3 separate regions of the Homo sapiens genome follow, and all the other regions are linked to region 3. A link is a contact called in ENCODE Hi-C or POLR2A ChIA-PET data. All regions are on one chromosome and are shown on one strand. The core of a region is the stretch at or near the end of the contact, and the rest is flanking DNA. Distances in the headings are between cores, read along the strand shown.

Region 1 (3,952 bases), core at 1,414-3,913, 1.5 Mb before region 3:
AGGTGGGAGAATCGTTTGAGCCCAGGAGATCAAGGGTGCAGTGAGCCCTGATTGTGTCACTGCACTCCAGCCTGTGTGACAGGTGACAGGCAAGCCCCTGTCTCAAAAAAAAAAAGCTGGAATGAAAGGTGGAGTCAGAGAGCAAAAAATTGTCAACTATGTGTCCAGTACAGTTAGGAGCGTTCTTTTTTTTTTTTTTTTTTTTTTTTTTTTTGAGACGTAGTCTTGCTGTGTCGCTCAGACTGGAGTGCAGTGGCACTATCTCAGCTCACTGCAACCTCTGCCTCCTGGGTTCAAGCAATTCTCCTGCCTCAGCCTCCTGAGTAGCTGGGATTACAGGTGCGCGCCACCACCAAGCCCGGCTAATTTTTTGTGTTTTTAGTAGAGATGAGGTTTCACCCTGTTAGTCAGGTTGTTCTTGAACTCCTGACCTCGTGATCCACCCACCTAGGCCTCCCAAAGTGCTGGGATTACAAGCATGAGCCACCACACCCAGCCCAGTTAGGAGCTTTCTGAGAAGAGGTTGGAGACAGGAGAGGGAAAAAGCCTTTGCTGACCAGATGACCAACGTATTCTGATCTGAATCCAACTCTCTGGTTATAACTTGATTTTCCAGCTATTGTGATTTTTTTCAACAATTATATTCCTGTTGTAAATAAATAAATTGGCAAGCTGCTTAGTTTGTTTCTTGTGAGTCTTATTAGCAAGAGTCTGTTCCCTGGAATCCTCTGGGTACACTTGAAAAGTCAGTTCTGGACCAATGTGATGCCATGGAGATATCTCTGTAAAACTCTGTCTGATGGCTAGCTGACATCTACTTCTAAACCAGTTTCCTCGAGAACATTTACTCTTTAGGAATTCATGCTCTAAATTTAAAAACAATGCATCTAAAAATGTCAAGTCTAGGGGTAAGCAGTTTTAGAATATTTCCTTCAATTTTCTTATTTGTTTTGTTTTTGGGTATAGTGTAGATATGTTAGATACACACTTCTTGCCTTCCATCAGACTAAGAAAACAAAGTTGAATGAGACCAAGATTCATGTCCTGGTTTTATGGAAGTTTTCCTTGTAATTTTACTTATTTATTTATTTATTTTTATTTTTATAGACATAGGGTCTTGCTATGTTACCCAGGTTGGTCTCTAACTCCTAGGCTCAAGGAATCCTCCCACCTCAGCCTCCTGAATTGCTGGGACCACAGGAGGGCGCCACCACCCGCGGCTAATTTTTTTTTTAAATCTTTTTGTAGAGAGGAGGTCTCCTCATGTTGCAAAGGCTGGTCTCAAACTCCTGGGCTCAAGCAATCCTCCTGCCTTAGCTTCCCAAGATTACTGGTGTGAGCCACCATGCCCTGCCCATAAGGTTTTATTACATACAGTCACACCTATTGTGACAGATACCTTCCGGTCTGGCAAGCCCAAGCCCAGCTTATTCACTACGGTCCTTACAGATAACACTTGCCAACACCCTTCTTGGACTTGTGCCAGAATTGCTGTCCTGCTGGTCATCTCTTGGGCCTCTCTCTTGGATCCCCCATTCGTCCACGAGCTTCTGGGTGGTGACACCTGGGTTTTGTTGTTGTTTTTTGAGACCGAGTCTCGCTTTGTTGCCCAGGTTGGAGTGCAGTGGCACAATCTTGGCTCACTGCAACCTCTGCCTCCCGGTTCAAGCAATTATCCTGCCTCAGCCCTCGAGTAGCTGGGATTACAGGCGCCCACCACCACACCCGGCTAATTTTTGTATTTTTAGTAGAGATGAGGTTTCACCAGGTTGGCCATGGCTGCTCTTGAACTTCTGACCTCAGTGATCCACCCGTCTCGGCCTCCCAAAGTGCTGGGATTACAGGCGTGAGCCACTGCTCCCCGCTGACACCTGGGTCTTAGTAAATTCCCCTAAGGCCTGCTCTGCTCTTAAGGACCAGGGCTTTTGTCATCAGATCTGGGCTCAAATTCTGCGGCTTGGAAAAGTCGATTCGCTATTTTTTAAAATTTTTAATTTAAAAAAAAGTATTTTTTATTTAGAGACAGGGTCTCGCTCTGTCGCCCAGGCTGGAGTGCAGTGGCTCCATTACAGCTCACTGCAGCCTCGGCCCCCGGGCTCAAGCGATCCACTGGGACCACAGGCGTGCTCCACTACGTGTTGCTAGTAGTAGCAGTAGTAGTAGTAGTAATAGTAATAGTAGTAGTATTTTTGGTGAGAGAGGGTTTCGCCGTGTTGCCCAGGCTGGGTCTCGAACTCCAGAGCTCAAGGGATCCGCCCGCCTCGGCCTCCCAAAGTGCTGGGACTGCAGGCGTGAGCCACCGCGCCCGGCCGATTCCCCCCTTTATCCCTCAATTTCCTCATCTGAGCAATGGAGATACAGGTAGGGCTGAAGGTCAGGCAAGAATGCGATGAGCTGTGAGAAGCACTTGGCAAGGTGCGGGTTATCAACCTTGCCAGGCCTCAGCACGTTTCCCAAGGAGGCCCAACCAGCGGCGCTGTGCCGCAGCACGGAAGAGGCGGGGTGAGCCGCGGGGCGGGCGGCGCTGGGACCCGGACGCCACCCGCGCGAGGCGCCGCCGTGCGCCCGTCAATCAAGGTCGTCGTGGGGCATGGGGCGGCGGGGCTGGGCGGTGCTTCCGCCTGCGCGAGGCCGCGCCGGGCCGCTTGGAGGCGCCCGGTGCAGTCGGGAACCCGCGCTAGGTTTCGCCGGCCGCGCGGCCAGATGAGGGGGGCGATGGAGCTGGAGCCTGAGCTGCTGTTGCAGGAGGCCCGCGAGAACGTGGAGGCAGCGCAGAGCTACCGGCGGGAGCTGGGTCACCGGCTTGAGGGGCTGCGTGAGGCGCGGAGGCAGGTCGGAGGGCCACACCCACAGGGGCGCTGTGGGCCCGGGGGTGGCGCGGATGCCGGGCGAAGGCTGGGAGGGCTTTGAGGGGTGGGACTGTCCGAAAACTCTGGAGTAGGGAAGAGGCATTCATTTGAAAGGAGACCTAATGGAGTCTGGGAACGGGGAAGGTGGGAGTTGGGGAGGTCGTAAGGGGAAGTTTTGGGGGTGGAGGGAGGGTGTGAGGAGCGTTCACTAAACTGTGGGGCAGCGATGGGAGTAGCGGTGGCCTCCGAAGTTTGGGAGAGTGAGGGACCAGAGCAGAATCCGAGGGGGTCATGCGGGTAGTGATGAGTCGGGGGAGGAGGAGACTGGTAAAAAACCTGCGGTGGGTAGGCGGGGAGGCATTGATTTTAGAGAGCCTGAGGAAGAGGTGGGACAGTGACCTGGGAGAGCTGAAAGTGGAGACAAAATGGATATTGGAAGGGGAGGACTAAGGGGCGAGAGTGAGGGAGAGGTAGGGATTGAGAAGCAGTAGCATTTGACAATAAATGCGGTTAATGCCTGAATAATATGTCATACGATCTTGAATGCTTTTTAAAAAATCATTTAGAGTAATCCTGTTCTAGAAGGTTTAAAATTTAAGGTGAAGGTGAAGCTATGTTGGAAGAGCAGAAGGAAAATGATTTCCTTTTCCTTGAGAGAGGGAATACAAAGGTATAGAGAAATGGAAAAATAGATTTTAAGAGAGGAGTGCTGAAAGGAAAAGCTAAATATAATTTCAAGTGGTGCAGTTATCTGTTTCACAGGGCAAGAGTTATCAAAGATACAGGAAAGCCATATGGTTTCTCTATACCCTCGAATATATATAGAAAAAGATATAACCCGCTGCCAATTGGCGATAGGACGGATAATCTTCAGAGTACTATTAACGCAACTGCTTAATAAGTGCTTTTTGAGTGAGTGGGATTCCATCTGAATTTCTCTGGGTCATACTTGATATTAATCTAGTTGGTCGTCTTAGCACTTCCTTGCTGCATATAACCTGAAAATGGTAGAAAAGTGCTGTGCTAACAGTGTCTTTGGATATTCTCATCATTAACGACTCAACATGTTTTGGGTTTTATATATATATATAAAACATATACAA
Region 2 (4,224 bases), core at 1,372-3,871, 1.1 Mb before region 3:
CCATATATGATCACCTACTTTCCCTTTTGATTAATGAGAGTTACATATTTGAAGAACAGATATGATTAGGGTAGTCCACAGCCACAGACCAAAATGACTCTGTATAGCCTCAAGGCGACTTGCACCAAGAAAAAGCTTATTTTCATATTTGGTCACAGCACAACTAATACTGAAAAGAAAAATCCAGGCACAGAATTTACATCCCTGCAAGGATCACAGCATTTTAAAGGTGCAAGGACAGAGCATTTTAAACATTTAAGCAATGCAAACGGTGCATTTGTTGTATCATCTCCAAAAAGCCCTGGCCATCACAGCTCTGTCAATAAGTGTATGTCAAAGTCATATTTCTTACGCAGATGTTCAGAGGTGATGACACGATCGTATTTAAAAGAAAAAAAAATCCTCCCAGAAAGTCTATGTGAAATTATATATCTACAAGAGAGCTTATCAAGAGGAGTAAAGTAAAAGATAGAAGACGAAAAGACTCAGGAACTGTCCTAACACTCAAGAATTTTCTAGATCTTCTATATATGACTGAAATCTTGTAGAAGAAATGATTCCAAGTCCCGCAGGGAAACTTCTTTATCTTAGCAGTCCCTCAGAAATCTTCTTTTAATCCAGATGGAATGATCAGTTATTGCTTCAAAAGCCTTATGAAGATACAAAAATGGGGAAAAGCTGATGCTAGAAAAGGGGAAGAGATGCCTGCTCACTTCAGACACTATGCCATCTGGAGTGAGTTCCCTCTTATTTTATTCCTCTCCTTTTTGCTGAAAATCCTGCCCATCTCTGGAGATAGCTCAAGCTCTACCTCTTCCACAGAGATGGTCCGTGTTATTGCAGCCCACACACATCTTGCCAGTGGGAACAATTCCTGTAAAGTTTAACTGGGTACACCAACATACCTCATAAATATTTATAACATTCTCTTGTTTTATACTAATTTCTTGAGGTCCTCCTTCTTCTACTTTGTAATTTTTTAAACCTCATGCAATGCTTAATAACACTTAAAGTGTGTATTAGAAGTGTGACCATTAGCCATTCTGCCCAGGCTAATAAGGTGCACAAATGACATCACAAACCCTTCAGAGTCTAAAATGAAGCGGCTCACAGATCTGTGCAAGTTCTCCAGCTAAGTCCATATCTTCTTAAGCTGAGTCAGAGGTAAAAATTGGAGAAAAATCAGCTTCTGTCAAATAGGCAAGGGGAAGATCCTGGGAATATCATCTGCCATTTTTGGGCTCCAGTGTCCCTCCGTGGCTAAGAGGACTATCGGGAATCAGATTGCCTAATTCTAAGTCCCAGCCACACTCCTATGTAAATCAGTTAACCAATCTGACCCTCAATTTCCCCGTATGCAAAACTGATGGTGTCTATGACATCAGGTTGTGGCCAAAATAAAGTGAGATACTGCAGTCACAGAAAAAATTAGCACAGCGCCTATAACATTAGGCACTTTTGATATAAGATAACAACATTGACAGCTTATCTATAAAATGTGTGAGCTGACCTAGGTTATCCTTAAGATCTCTTCTCGCTCATATTCTATGCCCCTGTAAGAATAGGGACCAGAAATGTCAGAAAGGAGTGTCCCCTCCAGCCATCCCTTGAACAAATGACAGCCTCTAGGAGGCAATTCTTTGATGATTAGCAGGACGGGAGGCTACGCGGCCTGGGCCCTGTCCCCGTTACAGGGTGTCTCCCTTCACCTTCACCACCGCCACCCCTTATGCCAGCATTGTCTGAGCGCCTACTGGGTGCCGGAACCAGCCTCGGCCCTTGGAGGCTCACACGGACGGGGAGGGGGCAGGCAACACTCACTTGTTCCTGCGGATCCACTCGATGAGGGCGCGCACCTCGGGCACCTCGTCCAGGGCGGGGGGTTCGCCGGTGCTAAACTGGTCGGGAAAGCTTCGGTTGAGGTCGCGGCCGCGACTATTGTCGCGGCCGCTGGCCCCGGACGGGCCGCCGTCGCCGAAGCCACAGTCGCCCTCGCGGGCACGCTCGAAGCCATCGGGGTTGAGGCTGGGCAGCAGGTACACGTCGGTGGTGTTGAGCAGGCGGACCAGGCGCGGGTCCCCGCGGCGGTAGCCGGCCGCCAGCTCGCGGGCCAAGTAGATCAACACCTGGCGCGACACGGTCTCGTCGCCATGCATGTTGCCCACCAGCTTCACCTGGGGCCGGCCGGGCAGCAGCGGCCCCGCAGCGTCGGGCCCGGCAGCGTCAGGCCCCGCGTCGCCCTCAGGGATTAGCGACCCCAGGCCGGCGGTGAGGCGAAGCACCCACAGCGGCCGGCCTTCCACCGAGCGGCCGATGCTAAAGAGGCGGGCCAGGCCGGGGAGGCCCGCGGCCGCCGCCTCCCTCAGCGCCGACTCCAACTCCTCTTCGTGGTAGTAGCGGTCGAACTGGCCCTCGGCCGCCTCGGCGCCCGCGCTCGTAGTTGTGGTAGTCGCCTCCGCCTTCTTGATGTGAGCCGCCCGGGCCGAGCTCCCCAGCAGCAGCAGGCACATGAGCAACAGGAGCCGCCCTAGCCGCCAAGGCGGCCGCTCGTCCCGGCCGCTCGCCATCTTCCAGCAGCGCCGCTAACCCCGGCTCCGCTCCCGCGGCTCAGCGCTCCGGGCGGCGGGGGCCCGCCGGATCCCCTCCTCGCCTAGCAACCCCATCCCGCCCTCTGGCCGCAGCCAATCGCGGACGGGCCTGGTGGAGCGTCACCACCAGGGGGCGGGGCTTCCCTTAAAGCAGCCGATTCCCTCTGGGCGGGCCTGCCCTCCTCCCGTCCGGGACGAGTTTGGTCACTCTCTTCCTTCGCCAAGGTTCTTCTTCTCTTCTCCTCCTCCTTGTTTCGTCTTCTGCGTGTGCTCCGCTTCTCGCTTAGTCTCTTCTTTATGGCTTCTCCCCTAAATTATCACCCATTTTTCTCTGAGAACTCCTGCTAGTTCTCTTCCCATCTTTGTTGCTGCCTTTCTCAGCTGCGCTTTAATGCTTAGAACCGAGAATGGAAAGAATCAAAAGGTTCGAAAGAATCATAAGACTAGAAAAAATCAATAGGTTCGAAAGAATCTTCGTTCGGACACTCAAAGCCTTAGCCCAGTCTCCTAGGCGCCTTGTCTCCGCATCCACCCCGCCTCCGCTGGAGCCCCGCTGTCCGCGTGCGGTTGCACGGGACGCCTCGTGGGGAGGAAGGCTCGCACCTCACTAGGCGGTGCATTCATTTTTAGAGTTGCTTTCTGGAAAGGTGTCTCTTTTATGCCTAGCGGAAATGTGCTACGTAGTAGGCTCCCTTTGTGTTAATGTTGTCTATTTCTTAGGCGTCACCCCACGTTGTTTTACTGCAAATAGGTCCCTGTGTGTGCTGGCCTCGACCCTCATTAGGCAGATTTCATTTCACAGCTCACCGGCCCACTTCTCCCACCTCATCGGAGCAAGTTGTATATTTAACTGTGCCCTGGAATGACATATTTTAAAACAGCAGGTTTGACATTTCTGGAAACACTTGCTTGGCATTCCTGAACTCCTCAGTGTCAGCCAAAGATGGCAATTACAGCGTTTCATCAAGTCTAGAGAAGAGGTCTTTTAAATCACCTTTTATAGGCTTTAGTTTCTTTAGCTTGAAGAAACCCAAAACTATCCCTTAATCGAATGCGAAATTCTACCCATCTAACAACATAATCGCAATAACCGGCATTACCTTCTTTCAGAGCCAGCTATTTCAGGGCCCCTTCCCTGAACTATGACTGAACCCTACTTTAATAGAGTTCATTCATTCGTCAAGTATTTATTGAGCAACTTTTATGTCAAAGCTAGATGCTGGGAAACAATTCATTCTTCTGCCCAGTCAAGAGATTCAGTGTAGTTTGTGATAAATGCTACAACAGAGGGGGTACAGGTGAGGGAAATATCTGAACTTGAGGAGGAGGAAAGGAGGAGAGAAACCATGGAGGATGGGAAGGATCCCAGGCAGGAGGAGAAGCAAGCAAAGAAAGCCGCAGGATTTGAGAACAAATGCCTTGTGTTCTGGGAATTGCATGCAGGGTCAGGATTACTGGTGTGAAGGGGCTCACAGGCCAGTCTTCAGGGAGCACATTTGATCTGGAAGGCCATGGAGAACCACAGACGGGTTTTAAGCTAGTTTAGAAAAATTCCTCTGACAGTAACACGGAAAATTGAATGGGAGGCCTAAGACTTGAGGCTGAGAGACCTGGAAGGAAGCTGCAATCCAGGAAG
Region 3 (4,208 bases), core at 30-2,529:
ATGATGAAAAAGTTCTGGAGATAGATGATGGTCATGGTTCTACAACAATACGAATGTACCTAATGCACCTGAACCATACACTTAATATTAAGATGGTAAATTTTATATTATGAATATTTTACAATTAAAAAAATCCCCCAATCTATAACATACATTGGGAAAAGTGCATTTTATCTGTATATTCAGTTTAACAAATAATTACTAAGCAAATATATGTAATCACCACCTAGCCCCCAAAATGAAATATTATCAGAGTAACCTGTGTCCCTCCCCATCACAACCCTCTTCCTTCCTGAGTAACCACTATCATGGCTCTAACATTTGCTTTTGAAAATCATATACTGTGATGTGGTAATGCAGGATAAGTTAAATCTACACTACAAAACGCTACAGAATATTTCTTTTAATTTCAATTTTTCCATAAGTGCCAAAAAAAAAAAAAACAAACCCACTTAATAACTTTTAAGTGCTCTTTCTCCCCTTCCTTTGCTCTTGAAACTTCTCATTCTAAAACCTATTTTGGTTCCACAGTTGACCTCACCTGCAGAGTTTAATTAAAAAAAAAAAAACCTTCAGTGTAAATTTTCATTCCTCCTGCTCTCCCTTGCCTCCAACTACAAAGAAACAATGATTTAAACCCTTTGTGCCCTTTTAGAAAATTACACAGATACCCCATTGTGGAACCCTATAATCCCTTCGTGGAAAGGAAGAGATTAGCATATGAATACAAAGCAAAATGAATCCAGAATACAAAATGATCTACTGGATTGTGAAGCTCTTGTATGCTTAAAAATGTATTTATTTCCTCTTTTTGTATTGCCCCTTTAGTGGTCTCGGGGTTAAGGGAATTGAGCTTCCCTTTCTGGTTACCCGGAAAAGGATTAAAAACAAAACAAAACAAAAAACAAAAAAACACCAGATTCTAAGAGGTGCAAAGCCAGCAGATGGCTCACAGCACCAGTGGAATCGCCAGTGGAATCTGCTACCCTCGACACGAGCCTGCTTGCCGGCGAGGAGTGTAGAAAGTGCTGTTCACAGACTGCGTGGTGAAGGAGAGAAAGCGACAGAAGAGAGAGCCATAGTGCTGACGTTGAAGGCCCGGCCCTGTGAGGTTGCACAGGGTAAGTGGCGTTGGCCAGGCGGCAGCGGCGAAGGGGAAGGAAAGAGGATTTGAGCTGGGGGCGGGGCTTGCGGCACAGCGTGGCTCCTGATTGTTGGAGTGCGGCTGCCAATCTCGCAGAATCGCTCGGTTAACCAGTGCGCTGGCGAGACGCGCTCAGATATACTGAGTGAGCCCTGAGAAGCAGTCTCAGATCCTGACGGTGCAGCAGCCCGCAGCCTCAGCCAGGGAGTCCCAGCCGCTTTCAATGGAGGAGAAGCCCGGCCAGCCACAGCCTCAGCACCATCACAGCCACCACCATCCGCACCATCACCCTCAGCAGCAGCAGCAGCAGCCGCACCACCACCACCATTATTATTTCTACAACCACAGCCACAACCACCACCACCACCATCATCACCAGCAGCCTCACCAATACCTGCAGCATGGAGCCGAGGGCAGCCCCAAGGCCCAGCCAAAGCCGCTGAAACATGAGCAGAAACACACCCTCCAGCAGCACCAGGAAACGCCGAAGAAGAAAACAGGTCTGGGAGGGAGGACGGGTGGGGGAAGGGGGTTGGGGGTGGAGGACAGGAGAGATGGGGGTGGGGCTGGATCCGAAAAGCGCGGACGGGGTCGGGGTGTGTGTGTGTGTGTCCCCTCCGGCTCTGGGGATGCCCCTTTCATTCTAGAGCTCGGGCTGAGCAATGGGGTTTGCAGCGCCCTCTCCTTCCCTCCAGCATGGGAGAGGCCCAGCCAGGCCAGCGTGACCTTCCTGGCCCCGGCCCCGGCTGAAGGGAGACCTGCTGGGTCGGCCTTGCAAGTCCAACCTCATTATTCTTTTCCCATTCACCTCCCTGCGTCCCTGGAGTTACCTCAATTTGGGGGCCCTGAGATGGGGTAAACCTACCCCCCCAAAAAATCCCTCGAGGTGTAACTCAGGAAGGCCTAGCGAATCCCGACTCGGATGGTGTCGCGAGACCCTTTTGCAGGCGGCGAGGAGTGGGTAGGTAGGGTGAGTTGAGGAAGTGCCCCTCACCCGCCACCCCAAGCCCACCTGTGGCCTTGGGGCTCCCCGTCTCGGTGGGGGGGGCTGTTGGGACCCCTCATCTCACGGGTCATTTCCACCACTAAACGCCCTTTTTGGGCGCCGGACCCCGCAGTCTTGTCCCGCGGCTCCTCCCGAGGCCGGCGCCCCGCGCCCGCTCCCCCCAGAGCCGGCGCGGCTGGAATGTTCTCTCCTCCTCGCGGGGCCGCTTCCTGTCCGCCATGTTGGAAGCCGATTCCTGTCACCGACTCCGGCCCACTGAGGAGCGGAGGGGGAAGGGTGTCGAGGGCCACACGGGGCGGCGGAGCCGGGTGACCCGGGATCACCACCGGCCGCAGCCTCGCCCCCTGCACTGCGGGGGCGCCGGCGCCCCCCGCACCGCGGCCGCCCCCCCCCCCGTCGCCGGCCGGGGTTGTGTAACCCGGTGGCGGCGCGCGGCCCCGGGCGGGTCCCTGGGGTGAGGGGCGGGGGCGGTTGGGGTGGGGGAGGGAAGCGGCCACGAGGGGAGCGGCCTGCGCAGGGCCCCGCGCGCCAGCGGCCGCGTTTCCCGCTCCCGGGTGCGGCGGGAGGCGCGGGCAGTCGGGGCGGGGAGCCGGCCTCGAAGCGGAGCTGAGAGGGAAGGAGGCCGCGGGCGGCGGCCGCGGCGCTCCTAGAGGCAGGAGGCCTGGGGGGGCGGCGGGGGGATTCATTTCGGGTAGAGGCGGTGCCTGAGGCCGGGTGGGGTACCCAGCGGGAACCCAGCTCCCCGGTCACGAGTTTCTCTGCCACAGGAACCTCGTCTCCTGCCAGGTTCGCTCACGACTCCGCCTCTGAGGCTTTCACTTGGGCCTTTTCCTTCTAGCAGCTCATTTTCTACAAAAAAAAAAAAAAAATCCAAAAACCTTGTTCCATTCCCCTCCCGACCCAGCACTTACCTTCTGAGCTTGGGTAGTGTCTTTGAGGTGAGGGATTTTAAAAAATGTTAGGATGGGGAAGAGTGCGAGCTTTTTGACCCCTCTTTCTTGTCCTTAAGGGTGAACCCAAGTGGCTCATCCATGAGGTTAGACTACTACCATCTTGCCTCGGATGAGGCTTCTCTCCGTGTTAAAAAGAAAGGTGTTTTTCGTATTTTAAAATCGATATTGATCCCCAAACTAATCTTAATAAACGAGAAATTGAGGGTAAAAGTCATGTAAGAAAGTATTTCACGAGAAGTGAGTTTAATAGTTTATAACCCACGCAGATTTTAAAAAATAAGGGCTCTTTATAAATCGAAGAGAAATGAAGCGTAAGAAAGCGTATGTTAAACCCAGCGTATCAAATTTGATAGAAGGAATTGTTGAGAGCTGGAGAAATACTAAGTGCTTTTTTATTGCAGATTGTAACTTGAAGACTGAAATTAGAATGTCAGATTTTCCATTTTGGGACTTCGTAGGGACCCGATAGTATGCAATAGAAGTGAACACATACGCACGAGTTAGGTGTTTTAATCCTAAAGATTTGGAACAGTTTAAAAACTGTTAGGGACTATATAACTAGATTTTTTAGCATTAGATCTTGTTCAAAAGATGAGAAAATACTACCATATTATGGCTGCATAAGGCAATATTACTGTTGAGATTGAAAAATTGTATCTCATCGGTCAGGTTAATATACTCTTGCCAGACTTCTCTCTACATGTGGAAGCAACCGCTGAACCATTCAAGGTGGTATTCCTCCAAATATTTCTTGTCTTGGAAGGGGTGGATAAAGAGGAGGAAACTGGAATTAGCAGTTTTGACAGAATGTAAACAGTTTGGGGCGAGTGTATGATTTGGTCACAGTACTGTTGCTTTGACATGCATAATGCTAATAACTAAGAAAACATTACAATATTTTTGAAATTTATCTGTAACATGTTGAGGTAGGCTTTGGTAATCCATTGCTCACAAACCTAAAGAGGAACAGTTTTTTTTAATCCAGAAGAGGGCGCAAGAGAAGGCCAAATGTGTTGAGTAATTTGTTTCTAATTGAAAAGCTAGATGTATCAGGACTCAAGTTTTGCTGAGTCTTTTGGAAGTAGGGTTAGTATAAGCAGCCCTA

The links. Hi-C counts contacts between places; a loop is a spot of excess contacts on that map. ChIA-PET counts read pairs that join two places held with the same protein, here RNA polymerase II (POLR2A). Pooled maps may share reads with other maps.
Region 1: a map of naive thymus-derived CD4-positive, alpha-beta T cell shows a loop between it and region 3 (21-fold over the local background). The contact joins the promoter of CRLF3 here to the promoter of NUFIP2 in region 3. A Hi-C loop is called at or near these places in 1 of 168 maps with a recorded cell type or tissue (naive thymus-derived CD4-positive, alpha-beta T cell) and 10 of 50 pooled maps. POLR2A ChIA-PET finds 5 or more read pairs at or near these places in 1 of 52 experiments (endothelial cell of umbilical vein).
Region 2: a map of B cell shows a loop between it and region 3 (8-fold over the local background). The contact joins the promoter of CPD here to the promoter of NUFIP2 in region 3. A Hi-C loop is called at or near these places in 1 of 168 maps with a recorded cell type or tissue (B cell) and 6 of 50 pooled maps. POLR2A ChIA-PET finds 5 or more read pairs at or near these places in 2 of 52 experiments (A673 and GM12878).

Annotation. Positions count from the first base shown.
Region 1 is chr17:30,823,403-30,827,354 of GRCh38, reverse strand. CRLF3 (cytokine receptor like factor 3) reads left to right here and starts at 2,663. Exons shown (of 8, transcript NM_015986.4): 1 at 2,663-2,832. The coding sequence starts at 2,704. RefSeq lists an enhancer at 2,370-2,664 and a silencer at 2,372-2,751.
Region 2 is chr17:30,377,324-30,381,547 of GRCh38, reverse strand. It overlaps CPD (carboxypeptidase D), which reads right to left and starts at 2,621. Exons shown (of 21, transcript NM_001304.5): 1 at 1,822-2,621. The coding sequence starts at 2,567. RefSeq lists silencers at 2,146-2,275, 2,576-2,815 and enhancers at 1,793-2,720, 2,866-3,035.
Region 3 is chr17:29,291,219-29,295,426 of GRCh38, reverse strand. It overlaps NUFIP2 (nuclear FMR1 interacting protein 2), which reads left to right and starts at 1,279. Exons shown (of 4, transcript NM_020772.3): 1 at 1,279-1,644. The coding sequence starts at 1,368. RefSeq lists enhancers at 911-1,110, 1,421-1,520, 1,214-1,974 and silencers at 1,681-1,800, 2,431-2,610.